Linked DNA regions of Mus musculus: region 2 is linked to region 1. A link is a loop called in an ENCODE intact Hi-C map of the cell type or tissue named here. Cell type or tissue: left cerebral cortex. All regions are shown on one strand. Each heading gives the region's core, and the rest is flanking DNA. Links, peaks and the distances in the headings are about the cores only.

What was found. A loop is a pair of places that touch in the nucleus more often than their neighbours do. Peaks named below come from ENCODE experiments on the same cell type or tissue, not always from the same donor. Only the 100,000 strongest peaks of a DNase experiment are listed, where the experiment ranks them.
Region 2: it touches region 1 in a loop (2.7-fold over the local background); 1 of 42 quality-filtered maps calls a loop at or near these places.

Annotation. Positions count from the first base shown.
Region 1 is chr15:81,343,215-81,350,862 of GRCm38, forward strand. Slc25a17 (solute carrier family 25 (mitochondrial carrier, peroxisomal membrane protein), member 17) reads right to left here. Exons shown (of 9, transcript NM_011399.3): 2 at 887-947. Among named protein-coding and RNA genes, the nearest start is that of Slc25a17, 14 kb to the right of the region's middle. In left cerebral cortex, for the core only: no CTCF peak of the experiment used is centred there; a DNase peak (open chromatin) is centred at 4,476; H3K27ac peaks cover 1,230 bases.
Region 2 is chr15:81,249,465-81,257,112 of GRCm38, forward strand. 8430426J06Rik (RIKEN cDNA 8430426J06 gene) reads right to left here and starts at 2,398. Exons shown (of 2, transcript NR_077230.1): 1 at 2,236-2,398. In left cerebral cortex, for the core only: a CTCF peak has its summit at 4,389; DNase peaks (open chromatin) are centred at 2,543, 3,368 and 5,787; H3K27ac peaks cover 1,556 bases.

The DNA of each region.
Region 1 (7,648 bases), core at 2,482-6,481:
GAGCTCTGCTCAGACTTGTTTGGTGGGCTTTACACTGCAGTGCCCAGACACCAGTGGTATAAGTGCAGTCCCAATTCCACTGCCCACTCACCCATCATGCAGTACATCGTCCTAGTTTGGAAATCGATCACACGGAAGCATAGAGAGTACATTTCTCATCTGCCTTTTCTAATAACTGCTAAAGGAAAAAAAATACCTTTTTTCATGTGTGGGCTTGCTACGTGATAAAGTCAGTGAGATGGATTTCAGAAGGGCAGGTGTCTTGGGGTGCTGCCATGAGTAAAAGCTGTATGTAATCACTTCCTAGTGTGAGGAAATTCACCCTTGGCTTAACCCTTCAGGCCACCCTTTTTCTCTTCTAGGAGCCTGAAGAGCCTTGGTATTGAAGACTGTTTCTTAAGTAACTGCTAGTCAGTTTATAATAGAAACTTCTCCCATACACTTATTCTAACCTTTCCGACTACACATTGGGGAATTCCCTCTGTGGAATTCTCGACAGGTGACCCTCTAATTTACTTCAACTTAAGTTGCCACAATTATCCTTGGAGAACAATATGGGGGTGAACACTCCGTGGCCAAGCACTGGTCTAGTTGCTGTACAAAGCTTGTTCTCCCCCAGTACGGGAAGAGAAGGAGTAGGGATCAGGTATTTAAGTCAGGTGCATAGCCATAACGCAAGAGCTTTAGAGGCGGAGGCAGGGGGATGAGCCATGGTTAGGCTAGATAGTGAGTTTGAAGCCAGTTGGGCTATATATAACCCTGTCACAAAACCAAGCAAGCAAGCAGACAACAGCAGTATGTAGACAGAATATCCTTATCTCGGTGCAGTATGGAGTAGAAGATGTTTCCCAACATCAAAGGATCAATACATGAGATCATTACTCACCCTGAAGCCGAAGTCTAGCAGTATCCAAGGGGAAGAACACTGTCATGGCAGTCACACTTCCCTGCAAAGTTTTAAAAGGGCTTTAGCCATTACAGTAAATAAACATGGGCCACAACTTTAAAAAGATGGGTGTGGTTTTTCTTTATGTCTACACGCACGTCTGTCTGTGCATTATTTGCACGCCTGGTATAATGTGGAGGCTAGAAGAGGATGTCAGATTCCCTGGGACTGGAGTTCAGATGCTTGTGAGCTGGTATGTGGGTCTGGGGACTGAACCCAGGTCATCTACAGTAGCATCTGGCTGTATTTAAAAAAAAAAAAAGATTTATGTATATGAGTGCTCTGTCTACATATTTGTCTGCACACCAGAAGAGGGCATCAGATTCTATTACTATAGATGGTGGTGAGCCACAATGTGGTTGCTGGGAATTGAATTCAGGACCTCTGGAAGACCATCGAGATGGTTTAATCATAGCCCCACCCAGACTACAATTTTTAAACTATCAAAAACTCATAAGTAATGTTTGGCTGTGGTACTTTGCATCTGCTCCCATCAATTGCTAAGAACATGGCCCACAGAATCACAGACTGGAACTCCTGGAAACTTGAGAGATCAGGGGACCTGTAGGGTCTGACCCAGGTCCTCTGCTATACATGTTATGGCTAAATAGCTTGGTGTTCTTGTGGAAATCCTAACAGTGGGAGCAGGGGCTGTCCTTGACTCTCTTGCCTACTTGTAGGACCCGTTCCCCTCTACTGGGTTGCCTTGTCCAGCCTTGATGTAATGGTATATGACTGGTCTTACTGTAGTTTGTTATGCTGTGTTTGGTTGATGTCCCTGAGAGGGCTGAGATGTTCTTCTCGGTCTGAGGGAAAAGAGGAGAGGAGAGGTGGGAAGGAGGGGAACCTGCTGTTGGGATGTAATATAAGAGAAGACTAACATAATACTACAAATAAAAACTGCATACCACATCTAATATAACACGCTTGAATCAAAAGAAAAATATATTATGTAACATTAAAAAAACCACAACTAATTGGTGCTATCAGTTAAATTAAATTCTTACCAAATAAACACAGTACTTCAATCGATTGGGATTATCCACATATAAAATTGCATTATTAGGTATTTAGAAGGAGAGTTTAATTTTCCAAAAGAAATACCTTTTGTTTCTCTGATACTGAAAAAGAAACAAATCTATAGCACATTTGAAGACAGCAGATAAATGGAGTTTTGACTTTTTTTCAGGTCAGTTGCTACTACGATGCCTCTGATACTCCCCAAAATCAAAACAGTCGATAATCAAAAAATATAGTCTAAGTTGGATATGGTAGCACACATCTTTAATTTCAGAATTCAGAGGCAGACTGATCTCTATGAATTTGAGGCCAGCTTGGTCTACATAGCAAGTTCCAGGATAGTCAAGGCTACATGGCAAGACCTTGTCCCAAAAGACCAATATGTGTATGTGTGTGATACATATGTACATATATGTGACTACTTCCTAATAACTTAATATAATCACCAAAAATTGAAAAGGCATGCAAGAATCGTATTATGATTTGAAATGTGTGTGTGTGTGTGTGCGTGTGCACGTGCGTGCATATGTGTGTGTATGCATGGAGAGCCCAGAGGCTAAAGTATAGTTTCTTATTTGTAACTAACTATGAAAATGTCACAGTGTGTTGTAGTTTATTAACCAGCTGACCTTAAAAAAGGAAGATTATTTTGGATGACTAAGTGAAAACGAAGAAATTACTGGACTCCTTAAAAGTATCAGGGGCTGGCAAAATCACTCATTGAGTAAAGGCTCTTGGTGTCAATGTGATGACATCAGTTCAATCCCATGACCCATATAATGGAAGGAGAGAACTGGCTTCTACATGCTGCTCTCTGACCACCACACACGTGCACACATATCTACACATATAAATAAATTAAATGTAAACAAAAAAAATTAAGAGGGGTGTAGGGGTGCAAGTCTCTAGTTCCAGCACTTAGGGATCCAAGGCAAGCAGATCCTGGCTTGAGGCCAGCCTGATCCACACAGAATTCTGAGCTACATATTGAGACTCTATCTAAATCAAACCAAACAAAAGACAATCTTTAAAAGGGAGGAGGAGGAGGAAACAACTCTGGGTTCTATTCCCAACCCTGGAGGAAAGAAGACTCGGGAGCAGGTCAGAGGAGTAAGTAGGAGAAAGCAACTGGGTGTAAGAAGAGACTCCAACTACGAACTCTGGCGATGGAGGAAGAGGCCACTAGTCAGGAAATGTAGCAGCCTCTGGAAAGTGGTCAAAAGAAGGAAATGATCTTTACCTAGAGCAGTGGATCTCAACCTGTTAATACAGTTCCTCATGTTGTGGTGATCCTCAGCCATAAAATTATTTCCGTTGCTACTAGAAGTGTAATTTTGCTACTGTTATGAATTATAATGTAAATATCTGATATGCAGGTGGTTTTAGTTGACCCCTGTGAAAGGGTCGTTCAATACCCCCAAAAGGGGTCTTGACCAGGGGCTGAGAACCACTGCCTTGAAAAAGAAACATAGCTATTGCAATGTCTTGCTTTTTATTTCAATAAACCTGCACTGGCCTACCTTACAGATGATAAACAGGTATGGTTTTAAGCTACTTGGTAGGCATGGTCACATTTGTTATGTAGAAACAGAAAACTGATACAACAGAGGATAAACCCTGGGAGGCAGAAGGAAGCCCTGTAGTACCTTTCACAGTAGTCAGGGAATCCCAGTCCAGCTTCTGGACTTCCCTAAGGTGACCAGAAATATGCAGGTAGCATAGGAAGCTAGCTAGCCAGAATACCAGCCTGACTTATCATCCCTGGAGACCAGCAGCAGTAAATAAACAGAACTCAAAGGATAGGACACACACACACACACACACACACACACACACACAGAGAGAGAGAGAGAGAGAGAGAGAGAGAGAGAGAAAGCAGAGAGAGCGCTCCCCTATGTTTTGTTAGAAACATGAATGTGAAGCTTAAAACTTGAATGCTGAGATGGGAGTTTCTGATTACAGCAATACAGTGTCATAGGCGACATGCTGCTAATTATCCAGAAACCCTGAATAAAATATAACAAACACCCTTCTGCTTACTGCAATGCACTAGAAAGTACAGGAGAGCCTTGGAGGGCTAGAGATTAGCCATCCACAGGGTTAAGCAGGTTCGTGTATTCCAGGGGCTGCAGGAGCTTTTTGTCTTGCTGTGCTTTTAAAACTGAGGTAAAATCCGTACAGTACAACACTAACCATTGTGGAGTACACCTCAAGGGCTGGGATGCACTGGGCTGCTGTGTGTTTCCTCATCAAGAAACACAAAGGGCTGCTTTCACATGCACTGTTACCTGCAACAAAATATTGTACTTGCACGCCTTATACTGAGTCACACAAACACATTATTTTCAGAATCTGAATTAAGTTTCTCTAAATAGATTTATATTTTTCCTGAGAACAATTTGTTCAGTAATACAGAATGAGAAGACACAGATGAGAAGCAGGCATGCTGTACCACAGTGTTGTGCCAGAGGCATAAAATAAACCCACTGAGTCCCACAGAACTCTAACTATCTGAGTAGGAGTGCTATTGCAGACAATAATTACAATTCACAAGAATCTATTTCCAGAGAAGTCTATTTCAGAGATTTCGTTCTCTCACCAAGACCATTTTGAATTATAACATTCTGTGTTAGGAGAACAAGTAAACTCCTATGCTGCACTGGCACTTGAAGCCAGTAGGTCCCTACAGCTGGAAAGCCAAGAGCCCAGGCAGCCCAAAGGCAGAGTGGCAGAGGCAGGGTGTAAGCACCCAGACTCTACCAAATACATATACACCTTCTTTCACTTCTTTTTTATTAAAAAAAAAAAAAAGTATTACATTTGTGTGCTTGCACGTGTGTGTGTGTGTGTGTGTGTGTGTGTGAGAGAAAGAGAGAGAGAGAGAGAGAGAGAGAAAGAGAGAGACAGACAGACAGACAGACAGAGACTGAGACTTGTGGGGGGTCAAAGGGAGCAAGGTCATCAGCCCAGGCATTAAGCACCTTTATTTCAGCAGCCCTTGATTTTTTTACCCCCTCTTTATTTGTAAGTGTGTGAGTGTACACCAACATGCGTGTGGATGCCCACCAAGGCCAGATAAGGCATCAATCCCCTAGAGCTGGAGTTGTAGGTGGTTGAGCTGCCTAATCCGGTCCTAAGAGCAGCAAGTGCTCTTGACCTGAATCATCTCCCCAGCCTCACACAGATGACTTACTTTCATTTGTTTATTTTTTTAGACAAGTCTCATGTAGCCGTTGGCTGGTGTGGAATTCTCTATGTAAACCAGGCTAGTCTTGAACTCAGTGATCTGCCATCCTCTGCCTCCTGAATGCTGGGATCACAGATGTGAGATATTACATATACCCAGCTCTCTTTGTTCAGGGTTAGTTTGTTGTTGTTTTGTTCTGATCCTCCTGCCTCGGATCTACAGGGATGGCACTGAGGGTGTACACCACCATGCCTGTACTGGCTGGTTTTGTGTGTCAACTTGACACAGGCTGGAATTATCACAGAGAAAGGAGCTTCAGTTGGGGAAGTGCCTCCATGAGATCCAGCTGTGGAGCATTTACTCAATTAGTGATCAAGGGAGGAGGGCCCCTTGTGGGTGGGACCATCTCTAGGCTGGTAGTCTTGGGTTCTATAAGAAAGCAGGCTGAGCAAACCAGGGGAAGCAAGCCAATGAATAACATCCCTCCATGGCCTCTGCATCAGCTCCTGCTTCCTGACCTGCTTGAGTTCCAGTCCTGACTTCTTTTAGTGATGAACAGCGGTGTGAGATGTGTAAGCTGAATAAACCCTTTCCTCCCCAACTCGCTTCTTGGTCATGGTGTTTGTGCAGGAATAGAAACCTGCCTGAGACAATGCCCAACCACATACAACATTTAACTTCACTCTGCCCCTCACAGAAGTGCACACGATGCACACAGATACCACTATGCTTAACTGTAAATACTTAAAACAAACAAACAAACAAAACACATGAAAGAGGGCCTGGGGATGTGGCTCAGGTGGGAGAGTTGGCACAGCCATTCCTACTGGAAACAGGGAGAGTCATGAAGCCAGCACAGTTGCTGGACACAGTTCCAGCAAAGCTGAGTGGATCGCTACAGTCACTGTCCTATCTCAAGCTTTTGGTCTCTGCGTGTTGCATTATTGGGAATTTTCTGCATTATGATTCATTTTATGTCTTTTCCTAAGGAAAAAAAATATGCCTGAATTCTTTTAGGAACATCCTAAGATTAGCTTTGTCTGGCCACTATTTAGAAGTCTTCCTTATGCCCTGGAGATCGATAAGCACATAGCTTAATGAGGCTATTACTCCAGGAATCTGCTTGGGGTATCTGCCCCTGAGCTAACTCCAAACAGTATAATTGGTACAGGGTAAACTGTTGACTGGCCAGGAGGATAGGGTACAGATTCAAGATACACACACACACACACACACACACACACACACACACACACTTAGAGCTCTCTTTTTCTACTTTATAGCCTAAATGATCAAACATATAGTTAAAAAAAAAAGTTAGGTATTAGTATTTGCTACTCATAAGAAGGCTGGTTCAAGCCAGGCATGGTGGCGCATGCCTTTAATCCCAGCACTCGGGAGGCAGAGGCAGGTGGATTTCTGAGTTCAAGGCCAACCTGGTCTACAGAGTGAGTTCCAGGACAGCCAGGGCTATACAGAGAAACCCTGTCTCAAAAAACAAAAACAAAAAAAAAAAAGAAGGCTGGTTCAGACAATTTTTTGTTTGTCTGGAGTGCTTTCAAACAGCAAACACACCAACCTAAAATAAAAACTGCCTGTCATATAATAAATGCATGCAGGCTGGAGAGATGGCTCAGTGGTTAAGAACACTGACTGCTCTTCCAGAAGTCCTGAGTTCAATTCCCAGCAACCACATGGTGGTTCACAACCATCTGTAACAATTCTGCTGTATCTGAAGACAGTAAGGACACACTATAGTGTGCTCATATACATTAAATAAATAAAATCTTAAAAAAAAAAGAACAACAAAAATTTTTAAAAATGCATGCTTTGGGGGCTGGAGAGATGGCTCAGCGGTTAAGAGCACTGACTGCTCTTCCGAAGGTCCTGAGCTCAAATCCCAGCAACCACATGGTGGCTCACAGCCATCTGTAATGAGATCTGACGGGCCTCTTCTGGTGTGTCTAAAGACAGCGACAGTGTACTCATATAAATAAAATAAATAAATCTTAAAGTAACTGTAAAAAAAAATGCATGCTTTGGAGGAGACATTCTTTAGAGTCATTAAATTGAAGTTATAGGGTTAACAGTAAGAATAAAATCCATTCTGTTTGTATTTCTGAATGTAACTGAACTGTAACCCTGGACATGCAATGACAAGTCAAACACACTTTCTGTACCACTTAGGTACTCATTAGTTTGCCTCTGTTCTGGGAAGCTTGTATAGACAAAGAAGCACCTGGCTGCTCGCCAGTCAGTCAGAGCTGCTAAATTCCCAACCTGCCTCCCCCAACTCCCTATTGCCTCTGCAGGCTACCCTGTCAGCAAGGACCCTCCAACTCTGCTTTCTGTGCTGAGAAATAATGCCCCTAGCAGAGTGACTGCCTAGCATGCACAAAGCTCTAGGCTGGATCCTCAACAGCACATAAACTGTGTGTAAAGGTGTAGGCCTGTAATCAGCCTGGGCTATAAGACTTTGTCTCAAAAATAAACAA
Region 2 (7,648 bases), core at 1,894-5,893, 94 kb before region 1:
GTTTCTCTAGTCCACAGGCCACTGGGTTCAACCAAACTCAGTTCTAGCACTAACCACCGAGAACTAGTGGGGGGTGGGGTGAGGTTGGAGGGGTATTGAGTGTTGAAACAGGATTTCTCAGTATAGCCCTTTCTGTCCTAGAACTCTCGTTGTAGACCAGGATGGCTTCAACTTCACAGAGATCTACTTGCCTCTGCCTTCTGAGTGCTGAGATGAAAGGCTACCACCACTACCACCTGGCTACATTTTATTTAGTGTGTATGTGTAAGCACTTGCTAGAACTGTGGGTAGGTAGATGCATGCCATAGTTCACCTGTGGAACTCAGAGGACAATTCTCAGAAGTCAGTTCTCTTCCTACCACATGGGTTCCAGGCATTGAATGTCCACCATACCTGACACCACCCAGAATTAGTACACTGGCTAATGATTCCCCGTCTCACAAGGCTGGCCAGTTTGTTTCTCAGAGACATAGCTGGCTTCATCTTGGCTTCTCCTGGGTTGCACCAGAAACAAGCATTGGAAACCTGAAATCCAGCAACATCTCCAACGTGGGCAAGGGGCTGGCTGGCGATGGCAGATACATGGATTTTGAGCACAAGCTCTTCGGGTTTCTGTACCTTGCTTGGTGTCTCTTGCGGTCAGTTGAGCCTCTCTGCTACCCACTCTTAATGGAGAAGCCGGGAAGCACCGAGCCTAGGCTGTTCCTCCTGCTGCTTCTGCAGGGACCACTTGAGGGTGTCAAGACTTAAATCCCTCCTCCCTTCCCTCTCCTTCTCTCCTTCATTCCCTTTCCTTGTTCTTATTCAGGATACAGAGTAAAAATTAAGAAAACAAACAAACAAAGAAATAACCTTCAGAAGGAACTGGAAGAGAATTCAAACTCCCATAGCACCTTTCATGCAAAGGACTCCAAAAAAATCTATTCCCAAATTCTAAGCCCCACTTTTACACCCCACCTACCCACCCCGGCTTGGCCTCCATCTCCTTGATTATTTAGTCAATTTCTCAGCCTCTTTGCCAATGGTCCCCAAATCTCCCCCCTTCAAAACACAGGATTGAACTAGGGATCTTTGGTATGTGTACTTAGATGACATGCACATGTATGCGCTGTGTGTGTCACGGTGCATGTGTGGATCTCAGGGGACAACCTCAGGTGTCACTGTTATAGGTTGCCCACCAGAGATGACGGCTCAAACACAGTCCATGGCCAACTGAAAGTGTTTATTCTACAGTCAGGCAGTGGAGGCACACACCTTTAATCCCAGCACTCAGGAGGTAGAGGCAGATAGATCTCTGAGTTCAAGGTCAGCCTCGTCTACAGAGTGAGTTCCAGGACAGCCAGGGCTACACACAGAGAAACCCAGTCTCAGAAAAGAAAAAGAAAAACAAACAACCAAACCAAAACAACATCAACAAAAGGAAAGTATTCTCGCCAGTTGGGATTACACTCAGAACCCGAATGTAACCCTGAACATTTAGAGCAAGGGGCTTTTAAAGGAAAAACCCCACCCTATATCTTACTCAGCAGCTGCAGCAGGAGGTTTTTGTACAAGCAGGGGGCTAAACAGAAGCTAAGACAAGCAGTTAGCTGGAAAGGGAGGTTTGTGTAAGCAGGTAGTTTAACAGACACTAAGAAAAATTAGCTGGGCATCTTGGCTTCAGGTTCCTAGAACACAGTTGGGCAATTTCCCAAGGGATTGTCTATCATAGAGATCAAATTCTAGTTAACCATAAAATATCCTCAGCAAGAGTACAAGATGGAGGAACCTCCACTGCTTTGCCCTGGCACATTAGTTCTTGCGCTCCACCTTTTTGTTCTGTTTTGGTTTTGTTTGTTTTTGTTTTTAGAGACAGGATTTCTCTGTGTAGTCCTGGCTGTCCTGAAACTTGCTTTGTAGACCAGGCTGGCCTTGAACTCAGAGATCCAGTTGCTGCTTCTCAAGTGCTAAGGTTAAAGGAGTGCACTGTGATGCCTGGCTCTTACTTTCTTGATTGAGACAGGGTCTCTTGGTTGGTTTTCACTGCGTTCTCCCGACTGACCGGTTTACAAGCTTCGGAGGAATGCCCTGACTCTGCCTCCCCTCTCTCTGTAGCATTGCTAGGATCACAGATGCTTACACTATGCATCTGGCTTTCCATGGGTTCTGGGGATTTGACCTAAGGACTTCATGGTTATGTGGAAAATGATTACACACACCAAGTCATCTCCCAGCCCCACTCCCCCGCTTTCTCACCCTTTGGTCCAGTGCTTCCATTGTTCACACAGCGTCTCCACCATCACAGACGTAAATATGGTGGGAACCCGAGTCTTCACGATCTTTCTAGCTCTTCCCATTCATATCAACTCATTCTACAACGTTCTCCAACTGGATGCAGAGGTGTTCTGCTCGTCACCTGTTATCCCTGAGAAGGAAAACAAAACCGGTTTCCTCTTATAGTCTCATAGCACTTCAGTTCTGGCACTGAGTGTGCACCTTTGGGGAGGTTCTCGCCGTAACCACTCCTCCGGTTGTCCAGTCCTCCCAATGAGCTGCCCACTGTCTGCTCAACATGGCTACAAGCCAGAGGTCCCCACGGGCTGCTCTTTACAGTCATCTTCCAGATGGATCTTGGAACTCGGGGAAATCTTAGTTCCTATGACTGACTTCTCACAGGAATATTTTATTCATGTTCTTATTTTGGGGATGCTGGAGATGGAACCAAGGTGTTAATTCCCTCCCAAGCTTAAAAATGTGTCGAGACTCAGGATGGTTTAAATGATATTCTGTGAGTGTGAGGCCAGCCTGGCCTACCAGCCTGGCAAGCACCAGGACAGCCAGACAGGACAGACGACATAGTGAGACCACCCCCCTCCCACCCCTCCCTACCCCCACCCCCTCATAAAAAAGAAAGAGAAAACAAACAAATAAACCAACCAACCAAACAAACAAACAAACAAACAAAAGGAAAAAGAAAATTTCTTGGCAGACAGAGATGGAAGGATTGGGAGTTTAAGACCAGAATGGGTTACATAGCAAGATTACATAGCAAGACTCAGTCTCAAAATTTTTTTTAAAAAGGGCTGAACTAGGAATATAGCTCTGTGATAGAATCCATGTCCAGCAAGTTGTAGTATTTGTAGACTCTGGGTTCCATCTTTAGCATGAAAACAAACAGAAGCACAGACTTCTATTAATTAGGTGAGTTAAAAGGGCAGGATTAGCAGCTTCAGAGCAGGTCAGGGCTGCAAGGGGCCTCGTGGCCTTGTCCTAAGCCAGGGGACATCTGTAGCTGCTCCTTGTTTGTATTCCATTGCTGCCACTTCATCCCCCCACTCTGCCAGAGGCATCTGTTTGCTAAGGAAACCGGGATGCAAAGGGAAGAGGAAATGGGCGCTCAGCTGTGAACAGTCCCTGAAATACTTTGAGTCTGAAGCAAGCAAGGTAAGAGCTTCCAAACCTAGTCTGCCAAGGAAGAGAGAGAAGGATGCTCTAAATAGTTCAAGCTCAGTAAAGAGATGCATAGCCTTCCCCCATGGTCTGCACGGCTGAGCTTCATTCATCATAGGAAGGGGACCTAGAGAAGATGCAACAGAGGCTGTCCTGGGATCACCACAAAGGGACAGAGGTGAGGGTCAAGAAAGTCCTAGGCATGTGTCTCAAGCACCTCTGGGGCCAATCCAGGGGTTAACAAAGGTTTATACTAGAAGAAAGAGACAGCTAGAAGTGTGGGGTCCTTGGCCCTCTTATTGGTTCAACCCTAGCAGGGCCCCCATACTGGAGCAGGCACAGCCTACACACAGCAAGAAGAAGAGAGGAGCTGGAAACTTCTTAGAGGTTCATTGTTGTTGTGTTTTATAAAAGAAGAAAGAAAAGAAAAGAAAGAACCAGGATATATTTTGTAGAGGTGCGGAGGGGAATGGGGTGAGAAGAGATATAGAGAGGGTAAGAGAGTGAGGAGGGCAAACAGCCCCTTTTAGTCAGGCATACCTGGCTATTGCCAGGTAACTGTGGGGCAGAGCCTAGAAAGAATGTTAACAGTCATTAAACTAAAAACACAACTAGCATTGGATCCATCCCTACCACACTCTTGGTGTAGCTAAACCTGACCCCAGAGAAACCTAAGCTGCCTGCCTTCAGGCTCAGGTAGTCATCCTAGAGGGGTTATTTGAATGGAACATGCTGGAGTCTTGTCATTGAGTGAATGAAGCTTTCTTTCCTCTCTCCAATTGCTGTCCCTCAGAGGACAGAGGTTCAGAGTGCATCAGATTAGTCACAGGAAACAAAGAAACTGGCTTCTCTCCTGGAACACTTTCTGTGCTCTTGCCTCAGTCACCAGGCAGTGCCGCAGAGCCAAGGCAAAGAGCAGCCTCCCAAGGCCTACCCCTGAAGGGATCTGTCACAACCTGAAGAGGGCCCTTGTGAGCAGGGCCTGGAAGGTAACCACACGAATAGTCACTATTCTCCTGAGAGATGGCACCATGCCATGGTTTTGTCTGGGATGAGGTCAAATTCACTCATACAAATCAACACTGCTATTTACCTCTGTCCTCACATTTTCACTCAAGTCCACTGTCAATGATGATGATGATGATGGCTTCCTATAGAAGAACTATCATTAGACAGATCAACCATAGGAAGTTTCCAGAAGCTGCTAAACTGAGATCGGATCCATTTGAGGTTTAGAGGAATCATGTTATGGTACCTGTCTAGGTTCACTTAATCCCTTCCATAGCCCTCGGCATTCCAGAAACAAAACACACCCAGTCATCATTTCCCATGTTTCTGTTGGGAGGTTTGAATGCAGACAATGTCAGTGACCCTACGGGTTGAATGGATTCAGCCCCCCACATCCTTATTGTCCCCAACACAGCCACTGCCTGATTAAAGGAGGCACGTGCAATTTTGAAAGGGAGAAGAGACCTGGTAATTCGGGTGGGGCAAGTCCCTCCAGCCTTTGTTGCTTAAAGGGAGATTTAATAAGCAGCTGCCATCACATCTCACATCCGGGAGTAGGGACAGTCCCTCTGCAGTCTGGTTTGTTTCTCACAGTAGGTGAAGTGCTGGAACATGACCTTGCCATCCAGGCAGACTCAGGATCGGGGGCAAACCATTTCAGCCTGTATGATGCAGTCTCCCGTTTTTTTTGGTCCGAGCAAAGCAATTGGGAATAAGGGAGGCCACTTTACAGAGCTGTTAAAAGAATTAGATGAGGGGGTGTTAAATCGTGTGGCCAGCAGAGAGCCTGACTCAGAACAGGTGAGAAACTAAAGAGAGAGAAAAGCGATTTAATTTGGCCCATCCATCTGCCATGCTCTCCCCAGCTCTGTCCCAATCCACATTTTCAAGGTTGATGGATCAGTACGGAGTGACTTTGAACCAGGAAGACTGTTTTCAAAGGTCCTAGCAAGGTTACCTTCGGGCATTTCTAAAGAAAGATCTAGAAGGGCTCCTGTTGAGCGAGGACAAAGCCGTCTTGCTGGGGGCTTGGTCCACCTGTCCTTCTGGAAAAAGTCAGAAAAGACAGTCCTGGTCAATGGTGGTCTGTGACATCGGCCTTTGAGTCCAGCTACCCAGGTAACCTTGGGTCTACAGCAGGGATGAAGAGCAGCCACCTCCACACACACACCCAGTGAGGGAATTAGGGGATCACGTTCTCTCTTTTGGTGACAGTTCGCCATAGACAGGAAGTGTACTCTAACCTCAATAAAAGAACACCAATTCTGTCTTTCTTTCTCAAGTAACGTGGAAGGGAAGGAGTCCCTGCCAGGTGCAGAAGAAAGAAGAAAGACCGCTCTTGGCAGCAGGGGAATCAGGTTGCCACAGCAACGAGCTTCTTCCCAAGTCCACTCATTATATGGCTTTTGAATTAGACTTCCTCTGTGTATATACACCAGCGGCTTTGATTCCCCCACTGCTTACCACCAACCTGCCTCAGGCTTCTCCCCAGGAAAGGGCCACTGAAGGCAGCCACTGACCCCTCCTTTCAAGGCCAGGTCCCACTTGTCCCTGGGATGCATAATATTTACTTGTTGGCTAACCCTCGGAAGAGCCCAATGGGTACGCAGGGTAAAAAGCCCTCTGTCTGCTGTGGCTGGGAGAGAGACAAGGAGAAGGACTTATTTCAAGCATTGATTTGGCCAGAGGGAAATGCAGACCCTTTCAACTCAACTCTCTGGGGCATACATTTATTTTGACTTTTTTGGTTTTTTGAGACATAGCCCTGGCTGTCCTGGAACTCACTCTGTAGACTGTGTTGGCCTCAAACCCAGAGATCCGCCTGACTCTGCCTCCCAAGTGCTGGGATTAAAGACGTGCACCATCCGTATCACCCAGAGAACTTGGAACTATAGTAGGATCTGGAAAAGCAAGAAGCTTGAAACAGCCTTTTGGTGACTGATGGGAGTCACGGTAACTGTCAGCTTAGACCAAGGTTCTCAACCTTCTACCACTGTGACATTTAATACAGTTTCCTCATGTCGTGGTGACCCCCAATGTGCAATCATTGCTGTCGTTACTTCAAAACTGTAATTTTGCTACCATTATTTATCGAAATATAAATTATCTGTGCTTTTGGATGGTCTTAGATGACCCCTGTGGAAATGTCATCCAACCCACACGTGGCTTAGACACTACGGAATTCTACACAACGGAAGAACAGTCAGCTAGAACTGGTATGCTCATGTACAAAGATGGATTAATCTGTCTTTTTTTTTTTTAAAGCAAGTTGCTCAAATGCATAGAATCAGAAAGAACAGAAATGGGGCGGGGGAGAGAAGGAGGGAAGTGTTTAATGATGACAGAGTTTTACCTCTGCAAAATGAAAACATTCTGGAAACAGTGAGCTACGAAGGGGAAAAAAAGGACAGAAAGGTGGGAAAAGGATCTGTTGTGTGGTATTATATTGGGGACAGGGGAATGGAAAGGGGGAGTTAGGAATAGCTAGCATTGAAATATACAGCCAGGCTGTGGTGGCACGTGCCTTTAATCCCAGGACTGAGGAGGCAGAGGCAGCTGGATCTCTGAGCTTGAGATCAGCCTAGTCTATAAAGGGAGTTCCAGGAAGATGTGTGTGTTTCATATATATACATTTATATATATGAAATTGTCAACAAATAAATAAAATATAATTTAAAAAGTATTAGAGATTGGCTAAACAACAGTATGACCATATCCCTACTGACCTCAAAACAGTTAGTTGAGCATAGTAAATCTACACCTATAATCCCAGCTCTCGGGAGGCTGAAGCAGGAGGATCTATGCTATATAATGAGTTCTGGGTCATCCTGGGTTACGGATGGAGATTCTGTCTCAAACAAAATAAAATGAAACAAAAGATGCTGGATGAGTGGTACCTCAAAATAGTAATCTCAGTATTTAGGGGCTGAAGCAAGAGTGTCCAGAGTATGAGACCTGCCTGGCCGTGTGGTGAGAACCAGTGTTTGTTTCTGTTTATTTTGAGACTGGGTCTGGTATAGCCTGGGCTGATCTTGAACTTTGTGTGTAGCTAAGGATGACCCTGAATGCCTGCTGTTGCCACCTCTGTCTTTAATGTTGGAATTGGATGCCAACATGGGTGGTAAGACCTGTCGTTTGTTTGGTTTTTAAGAAAATGTTATGCTATGTGCTTGCTTATTACCTTTACTTTTTAAAGGCCTAATATGTAATA